2 separate regions of the Mus musculus genome follow, and region 2 is linked to region 1. Evidence: chromatin loops called from intact Hi-C (ENCODE). Cell type or tissue: heart. All regions are shown on one strand.

Evidence for each region. Peaks named below come from ENCODE experiments on the same cell type or tissue, not always from the same donor. Only the 100,000 strongest peaks of a DNase experiment are listed, where the experiment ranks them.
Region 2: a loop joins it to region 1, with 4 times the contacts of the local background. A loop is called at or near these places in 2 of 42 quality-filtered maps.

What each region holds. Positions count from the first base shown.
Region 1 is chr1:161,129,218-161,133,217 of GRCm38, reverse strand. Klhl20 (kelch-like 20) reads left to right here and starts at 1,739. Exons shown (of 12, transcript NM_001039482.1): 1 at 1,739-1,855; 2 at 2,766-2,829. The coding sequence starts at 2,822. In heart, a CTCF peak has its summit at 1,791; a DNase peak (open chromatin) is centred at 1,717; H3K4me3 peaks cover 2,069 bases; H3K27ac peaks cover 1,397 bases.
Region 2 is chr1:161,194,194-161,198,193 of GRCm38, reverse strand. It overlaps the pseudogene Gm6185. Among named protein-coding and RNA genes, the nearest start is that of Tex50, 37 kb to the right of the region's middle. In heart, a CTCF peak has its summit at 2,499 (motif pointing right); a DNase peak (open chromatin) is centred at 1,983; H3K4me3 peaks cover 1,220 bases; H3K27ac peaks cover 748 bases.

The sequences.
Region 1 (4,000 bases):
TGGCTACATGCATAAGGTACCAATTACTGGGGACAAAGAACACCAAGGAATATCTTAAGTGCTGCCAACCATATTTTCCCTGATCACTGAGACCAGATATGGATTCCCTGCTACATATTTTCTTAATGCAAATCCTGTACATCACTTTCAGATATACTGATATTGTAATTAAGCAACCACACAACTTGTGTTTTAATTTTATAATGTCTATTTCCTCAGAAATGAAGATTTGACAAAACCAAGAGTCTCATGGGTCTTGTTTACAACTAAGCCTTGGATTCTATGTCCTTTAAACATGACAAATAGGACACTATTTCTCATCAAATGTCTAAAAGTTAAGCTCATTGGCCCCCAGAGTATTGTTTATTGCCCCAGACTCACACATTATAAAACCAGTTCTAAGTATATTTTCAACTAGAAATTTAGGATCCCTAAGAGGACGCCTATGGGATTGTAGGAGTTCTATAATAATTGGAAATGCCAGTTTTTTCATATGTTTATTTTTATGTATACTTTGTTAATTGGCATAAATATGAAGAGCTGATTCACACTGAACTCCTCCCCTTTAAAAAGAAACAGAGTAGTTGAAGCACAAGCCAGCTTACAGTGGGTAGTAGGTTAAGAAGGAATCAATGGGTTAAGAATAGGAAATATTACTTTCACCCTGGCTTAAAAGCCCATTTTAGTTACTAGCATTCCTTAATGTTTTTATAACTCCCTTGCTATAGAACTGTATAGCTATAAAGAATTAAAATCATGACTCATATTTTGGAAGAATCTGAGTCACTTTGAAGATGACTTTTAGACAATCTACACAAAAGAAACCTGAGAGGTGCACATATAAGATGCCATTTCAATGGATCAGAAAAATGTACATCTAAACTATTTTATACCCATCAGATTGGCAAAAAATTAAAGTTGAAAGTACCAATAATATGGACCAACGAGAATCCTTGAACCTTTCTGGAGGAAGATATAATATAATTGTGGCCAGAATCTAGAACCATTGTACACGGCATCAAGTTGTGGCTCTAACCCTTACAGGCTATGCTCCGTAGATACCCTTACCCTTTTGTAAGTTACATAACGCTTTGGTACCGACTGGAATGGCACTATCTGAAACATAATGCTACCACCATTTGGAAAAATGGTAATAAATCCTTCAATAAGAGAGATACTAGAACTGATAAACTAATACACAATGTTATATGCTAAGTATTTGATAATAAATGGGGTATCCATAGCTGTTACTAGTACATATATTATTTACTTATATATCACTGGTACATATGAAGAAAAAACTTGGCCAAATGACAAAGTGTATCATAGAACTAGAATTAGAAGTTGAATTTAAAGACCAATCATTCCCACTACAAGTTTATTAATATGAGGTATATTTCCTATCAAAAACAACTGCACAGAGTCTATAGATGTCAAATAAAGTTCAGCTAAAGAAATTTTGGTTAATAATAGCCTTGTATAGTTTTCAATACATCAGCAACAGACTTTTAGTTATATACTCAAAAATGAAACCCTCACCTCATACATATTTTATTTGGTTGCTCTCTAAGTATATTGTAAAAGTCAGATCGACTAATGGTACCAGTCCTGGGAAACGCTCAGCGAAAGGCACAGCTACTTCCGGAGCCATGACGGAACTACTTGCCCGAACACGTGCAGTTCCGTGGGAAGGATTTAGCCATCGGACCGCTTCCTGTTTCTGGATCTGGGCGGGTGCAGGGAAAGGAAATCGCTGCAGGAGCCGCATCCTGCCTGCGCTAGCGGCTCCAGAGGTGGAGGCAGAGAGGGCGGAGAAGGCAGAGAGGGTGCCGCAGAGAGAAAAGTGTCAAAGCCAGTAAGTCAGAGCTCTAGAGCACGGGATGGAGAACAGAGCCCTAGGTCTCGCTTTGCAGATCTATGAGCTCAACTTGCCGAACTGCCCGGCGGGGTCAGGGCAGTGCTTTCTAGGCTGCCTGTCAGTCGTGCCTCTAAGGGACGGTAGGGTTCCTCGGTCGGGCCTTTCAGGGCTCCAGGCTGCGCTGCTGCTGGCTGCCCGAGGTGTCTTGAAGCCAGGGCAAGGCTGTGCAATGCTTGCTGGGGACGCAGGACTCCGCATCCTGGACAGCTTCACTTGGAATTCTAAGGGAGCGAGCACTCTGCCTCCCATTTTCTCTCTGGAAGCCAGCAAGATCCTGGCGGTGAACAATATTTCGGCGACTAAGACGAGAGCTTGGGAGAGTTGTAGTCTAGAACTACTTTCCCTGCCCTTGTTCAAGCTGCCCGGGCTGGGCTGGTCGGAAGTGGAGTTGTTTTTAAAGGCAACCGCCTCCGGCCTGCTTGTCACTTCAGAATAAGTTAACAACCTTCGGATTCAGTGCTAAAACAATGCTTTTCCTATCCGAGTCACTAAATTAGTACTGCTGCTGGTATCAAGTGATTACTCTGCAAATATACTTGATGGTGAAGTTAAAAAATCAAAAAACTCCCCAGGTGCTTCTTGAGCAGAAAACACCAACTAGCGATCATGACTATTTTGATCCTGACTGCTTTCCCAGTCACCCTCACATTCACATATAATCTGTCACCTTAGCATCTTTAGTTAGTGATAGTCCTCTTAAAGGCATTACATTATGATTGCGCATCTACGCAAAGATTACATTAGGATGTAAGATTCCTGATTACAGACGAAATGAGTGAAGTGATTATACAAGTTGCTGGAGAACTCGAACAGTTTTTAGTAAGCTACTACTTCTCTCTTGTTGAAGGTACGGCTTTAGAACACGGTGAAGGATACTTTTCATGGTGCAGGGAAGGAAAGCCAATGCGCAGGTAAGCCTTTTTAAGAATATGAAACATTGATTTCAGTGATTGAAATTAAGCTTCTACTAACAGTGCATCGTTTACGATTATTTATTCACAAACCTTAACAAATCCTGCTTGGAATTAATCGTTCTTGTTTCAAGTAAATCGAAACTAGTAATGTCAGAAAATAGCAACTTCGTTTATTTGGTTGTGTTGTTTTGTGTTGTCTAGGGATTTTTGGGTTTCTTTGCTCGTTTGTTTGCTTTGAAACAAGAACTATTATGCAGTCCTAGCTGTCTTGGAACGTGCTATGTAGACCAAACTGCCCTCAAAATCCGAGATCCACCTGCCAGTATCTCCCAAGTGCTGAATTAAAAGGTGTGCACCACCATACCCTACTACAGCTTTATATTTTATATGTAGGAGTTAGATTTCTAAAGAGTTTGGATTTTCTGGTTCTTAATATTTAAATCTGCCTTTTTGCATAGTAGTTTTTTGTTATCCATAATCATTAAGTGTGAAATTTTGTGAGCTTACTATAAATGTAATACCCTGTACAATATAGAGGAGTCTGTTGCCAAGGAAAAGTAGTATTTGTAAGATGCTGTACTGCATTCCCAGTTATGGTTTGATTATTTTACTGGGGTTCATCAATATGCTTACTAAAATAGCTGCATTACAGTAAAGCTTAAAGACTAAAATAGATGTAGAAAAATAGAAAAGTATGTAGTGCCAGTCTGCCTTCCTCCAGAATTTACTAATGCCTTTTCTCAATCTGTCTTAAGAAATTGTACTAGAATCTTTATTGAAACAAGTCAGTTGTATTTATTCATTGTTTAGACTTGTATTATGGTTACAAACTTATTTTGTCACATGTCACTTAACATCAAAGATAAACAACACAGAGACCCTCATAGAAAAGAGGCATCCCATCATAATAAGGACAGGACTTAGGACTAGGAGGAAGGCTGGACGTGGCCTTGCAAACCTGTAAATCCCAGCACCTTACAGGCAGCGGCAGCAAGATCTCAAGATGAAGTTCAAGTAAAGAGTGAGAATCGATGTCCTTTTCAGATTTGTTATTGATACATCAAGTGGCTTTGAACTGTTGTGCTTTCTCTTGTCCTGTTCACTTTGCTGCTGTGTGTGCCCATGATACAGCATTAGGAAGTACTCATGACCCTATAGTAAGAAAATA
Region 2 (4,000 bases), 65 kb before region 1:
GAAGAAAGTGAAATAAATTTAAATGTGATTAAATCTATACACTGATTCGCCCTGAGGAAAAAATCAGTAGGAAAGGTGAAAGCAGCGTTTCTTATTTAGAAAGTTGCTTCAAGGGATTGGCTAATGCTGTAGCTCAGGGAATAGCAGTGCTTCTTCGGAGATGGGCAATAGAATAAACACCCAGCCTTTGTGAGCCATGGGACCTTCCTCAGCTATGATGCTGCAAGAAGCCGGAGGTAACATGCAGACGGTTGGCTAGCCAATAAAATACTACAGACTTTAGACTTCAAATAATCTTCATCTCCATGAGATATTATTCTTTGATTCTGCTCTTTTCATAAAGCTTTTTTTAGCTCAGAGCAGATTTGACCCAGTTTGCCAATCCTGCATCATCACTGAGGCTAGGGCGAGTGGGAAAAGAAATGACGTAATCTCCGCTCAGCACCTTGGGACTTTGTGCTGCATGGGCCAGGCGTTGCTGCTTCCTGGAGCATTTGCCCTTCTCTCCCCGACTAAATTGGCAATTCACTGGGCTCTAAATGTTGAAACATAGTCTAGGGAGAATGTTAGAACACAAAAATACTAAAGGTGCCGGGCTACAGAGTCTCCAAGGAGCCCAGGGTGACAGTAGACAGAAAGGAAGAGAAAGAACATCCAAGCAAGCAGTGGAAGAGCTTTCAAACAGGGCACAGCACGATGCTTATGGGATGTGACCTCCCCTTTCTCCATTAATGTCCCCACGTCTGCAAAGCAGGTGTTAAGTGGGGTGAATAGCACCTCACATCCTTATTGCAAGCATTAACTTAGATGATATGTTCCTTGGCATATGTGCATGGCAATGGATGGCCACTCTTGTGATTCCAGTATTAACCACTGTTGTGACTACTACAGTACTGATTTTAATCCACTGGTCTACCACTTATCAAAATTCTTTTCATTTATCTATTCACTTAACTTCACTTTGGATATATATATACATACATATACATATACATACATATATATATATATATATATATATATATGCACTTTCCTAACGAATTTAACTTCAACAATCAAGTTGAGTAAAGCTAACAGTTCTGCAAATGTTTTGATAGGGGACAACTGTCAAACTCTTATTTCCAGTTTCTTTGAGTACATGCTAGTTCTTATTTTTGTCTGATATACATATATATATATATATATATATATACACATATGTATATGATCTTGATTTATTTATTATCATATATATTCTTGCTGAGTTTTAAACACATTTTTATCAAATGTTTGTGTTTCTTTTTTTTAAATAAAGCTTATTCTTGTAATTAACTGCATCAGTTCTTAGCATGACTTCAAATATATTTCTGAACACATTCAAGAAATTGATTTTTTATAAAGTTACTGACTACCAATTTCCATTTCTTTTTTTTTTTAAGATTTATTTATTTATTTATTATATGTAAGTACACTGTAGCTGTCTTCAGATACTCCAGAAGAGGGCATCAGATTTCATTACGGATGGTTGTGAGCCACCATGTGGTTGTTGGGATTTGAACTCGGGACCTTCAGAAGAGCAGTCGGTGCTCTTAACCACTGAGCCATCTCGCCAGCCCCATGTCTGTGTTTCAATGACTTGAGCCAAAGTGACGGAACATTTTTGGTTATATTGATAAATGAAAATAAGGAACTTGTATTGTTAATTATGTGAGAGTCCCATCCCAACTCGAAAACGTGTGTGTCTGGGCTGGGAATCCTCTAACGTGAAAGGGAGGCTGAAACGCCTTCTGCGACCCGGTCCTGGCACTCTGCCCTTGGCTATCATCCATTTAATCTGTCTAAGGGGACACCAAATATTGGCTGCAAACACCTCCATTCCTATTAGGAAGAAGAAATGAACCAGCATTTATGAGCCACCCTGTCTTGAACACAGTAGGGAGCTGGCAAAGGCTCAAAAACAAGTGTCTGGGATTGGGGAGAGAGACACGCCCCGCCCCCCTCCAGGAACAACTGTCACTCAGAAGGAGGTGGGAGGAGCTGTGTACACAAGGAGCTCTTGCCAGTCCCTAGGGTAGCCGCAGCTCACAAGCATAGCAAGCTTCATTAATGCATGCAGTGCCTTACACAAATGGAGTATTGTTAGACCGATTGTATAGAAGAGACAAGCTTAAAGAGGCTAAGTATTTCCCAACGTTGCTGATTGACGGAGTATATCTGGATTCTGTCTACTCAAAAACACATTGAGAAGGAATGTTGGTTCATTCGATCAGCACGTATTAAATTACTGTCGGGCATTTGACCAACTCTAAGCTTGGCTGAAAGGAGGAAAAACTAATCGAGTGAAGAGCTGACTATGAGCGCCACTCATATTCAAGAGGCTCACAGTCTGGTAGGGAGGTGGAAAAACTGAAGTAAGGCATCCACAAAACTTTCACAAAGGAGCAAAGAAATAAAGCTGAAGGAAACGAGCATTCCGTGAATGTTTTCGCTAGTTTGACTGGCTCAGGGCAGTAAGCAACCACTAGGTGGCGATATATCTACAGGAAAAAGAAAACTGCCTTTCCTTAGCTAGAGGTGTAAGAGACGGCTGAGATCTTCATTGGTTAAAGTTGCTCCAGTGTATGAGGGGAGCAAAAGCAGTTTGGTCATAGTTAATATGGTTCCTGGGAGCTGAAACACCTCAAGTCCCAATTTTACAAAACTGAACTAACGGAAGGCCCACTGGGGCTGGGTACAGTTACTCCTGCAACTTACCCGATGCCCCAGCTTCTCTTCCTGACACAAGCACTCTTGATCTCCCCACTCTCGTTTCCCACCTTCTAGATTCAAGAAAAGATCGCTATTTGAAAGGACCTTTTAGTCTAGTGAGTGAAGGATGACGAGCTTGGAAAGCCCTCGGGAACTTCTCCGCCAACTTTTCCCATTTTATGGGGTGAGCAGCTCAAGAGTCCAGACAGAAACAACTCCATGACGATTCCGCTTCTAGGGCACTGCCATGGACTTACTGTAGGGTTAGAGAATAGAGCTCAAAGGGCTAAGAGTACCCAGACATAGGAGCGCAAAGACATGAGGTTACAATGAGAGGCCAGGAGAGAACTAGATCTGACAGAGAGGTGATGTGACAAAACACAAGTGGGTGGGTGGGGGGTGGTAACAGACAGGAGGAAGACATGAAGCAGGGGAAAGGAGCAGGGCAAACCAGGACTCCCAGGCTCTCTAGTAGGATGGCAGTTCTTGTGTTTGTTTGCCTTACCAAGGTAAAACGTCATGTACACCAGTGAGAAACAGAGAACAACGTTCGTCAGTGTGTTGCTAAAGAGGTCGGTCAATATAATCTGGATGACTCTCGTACACCAATAGCCACATATGGTGCTTCCAAAAACATCAAAGCTGAGTCCGATGATTATGTGTAACTCTAAACATAAAAGAAAGGAGAGAAAGGGGAGAAAGAAAAACGTGAGTTAACCATCTGGGTTTTGGCTTGTTTGTCTGTGTTGTTTTGTTTTTTTACTGACTGCACTCTGGTTTGTAAACAGGGGGCCTGTTCTTCCTCAGGCAGAGTGCCCTGTGAGAGTCTGATAAATCTACTTAATGTAGACTTCCCCAGGGATGTAAGTGAGCCCCCACTTACACGCTGGTAAACAATCCCAATGAAACTCCTTAGGTCACACACAGAAAGACATTAGACAGGAGGGCTGGCTGCAGAGAGGAACAAGGAGTGTGGGGAAAGAGACAGGAGAGACTAACAGGAGTGGATACGATTGAAACACATCATGAAAGCATAACTAAGCCCGTTACATGGTTAATGCGTGCTAATAAGCCATTTTAAAATTATCTACCTGATTTCCACCAACACTTCCTTATGCTTTTGGTCCTCCCCACCCCCTCTTGCAGCTACCACAAATGTGTCCCCAGGGCTCATGTCTCCCCTTCACGCTGTGCTGATTCCTGCCATTCTTCTCTAGCTACTAACGAGACATCTAGAAACCTGTCAGGGGAATGTATTCCGCATCCCAGGCAC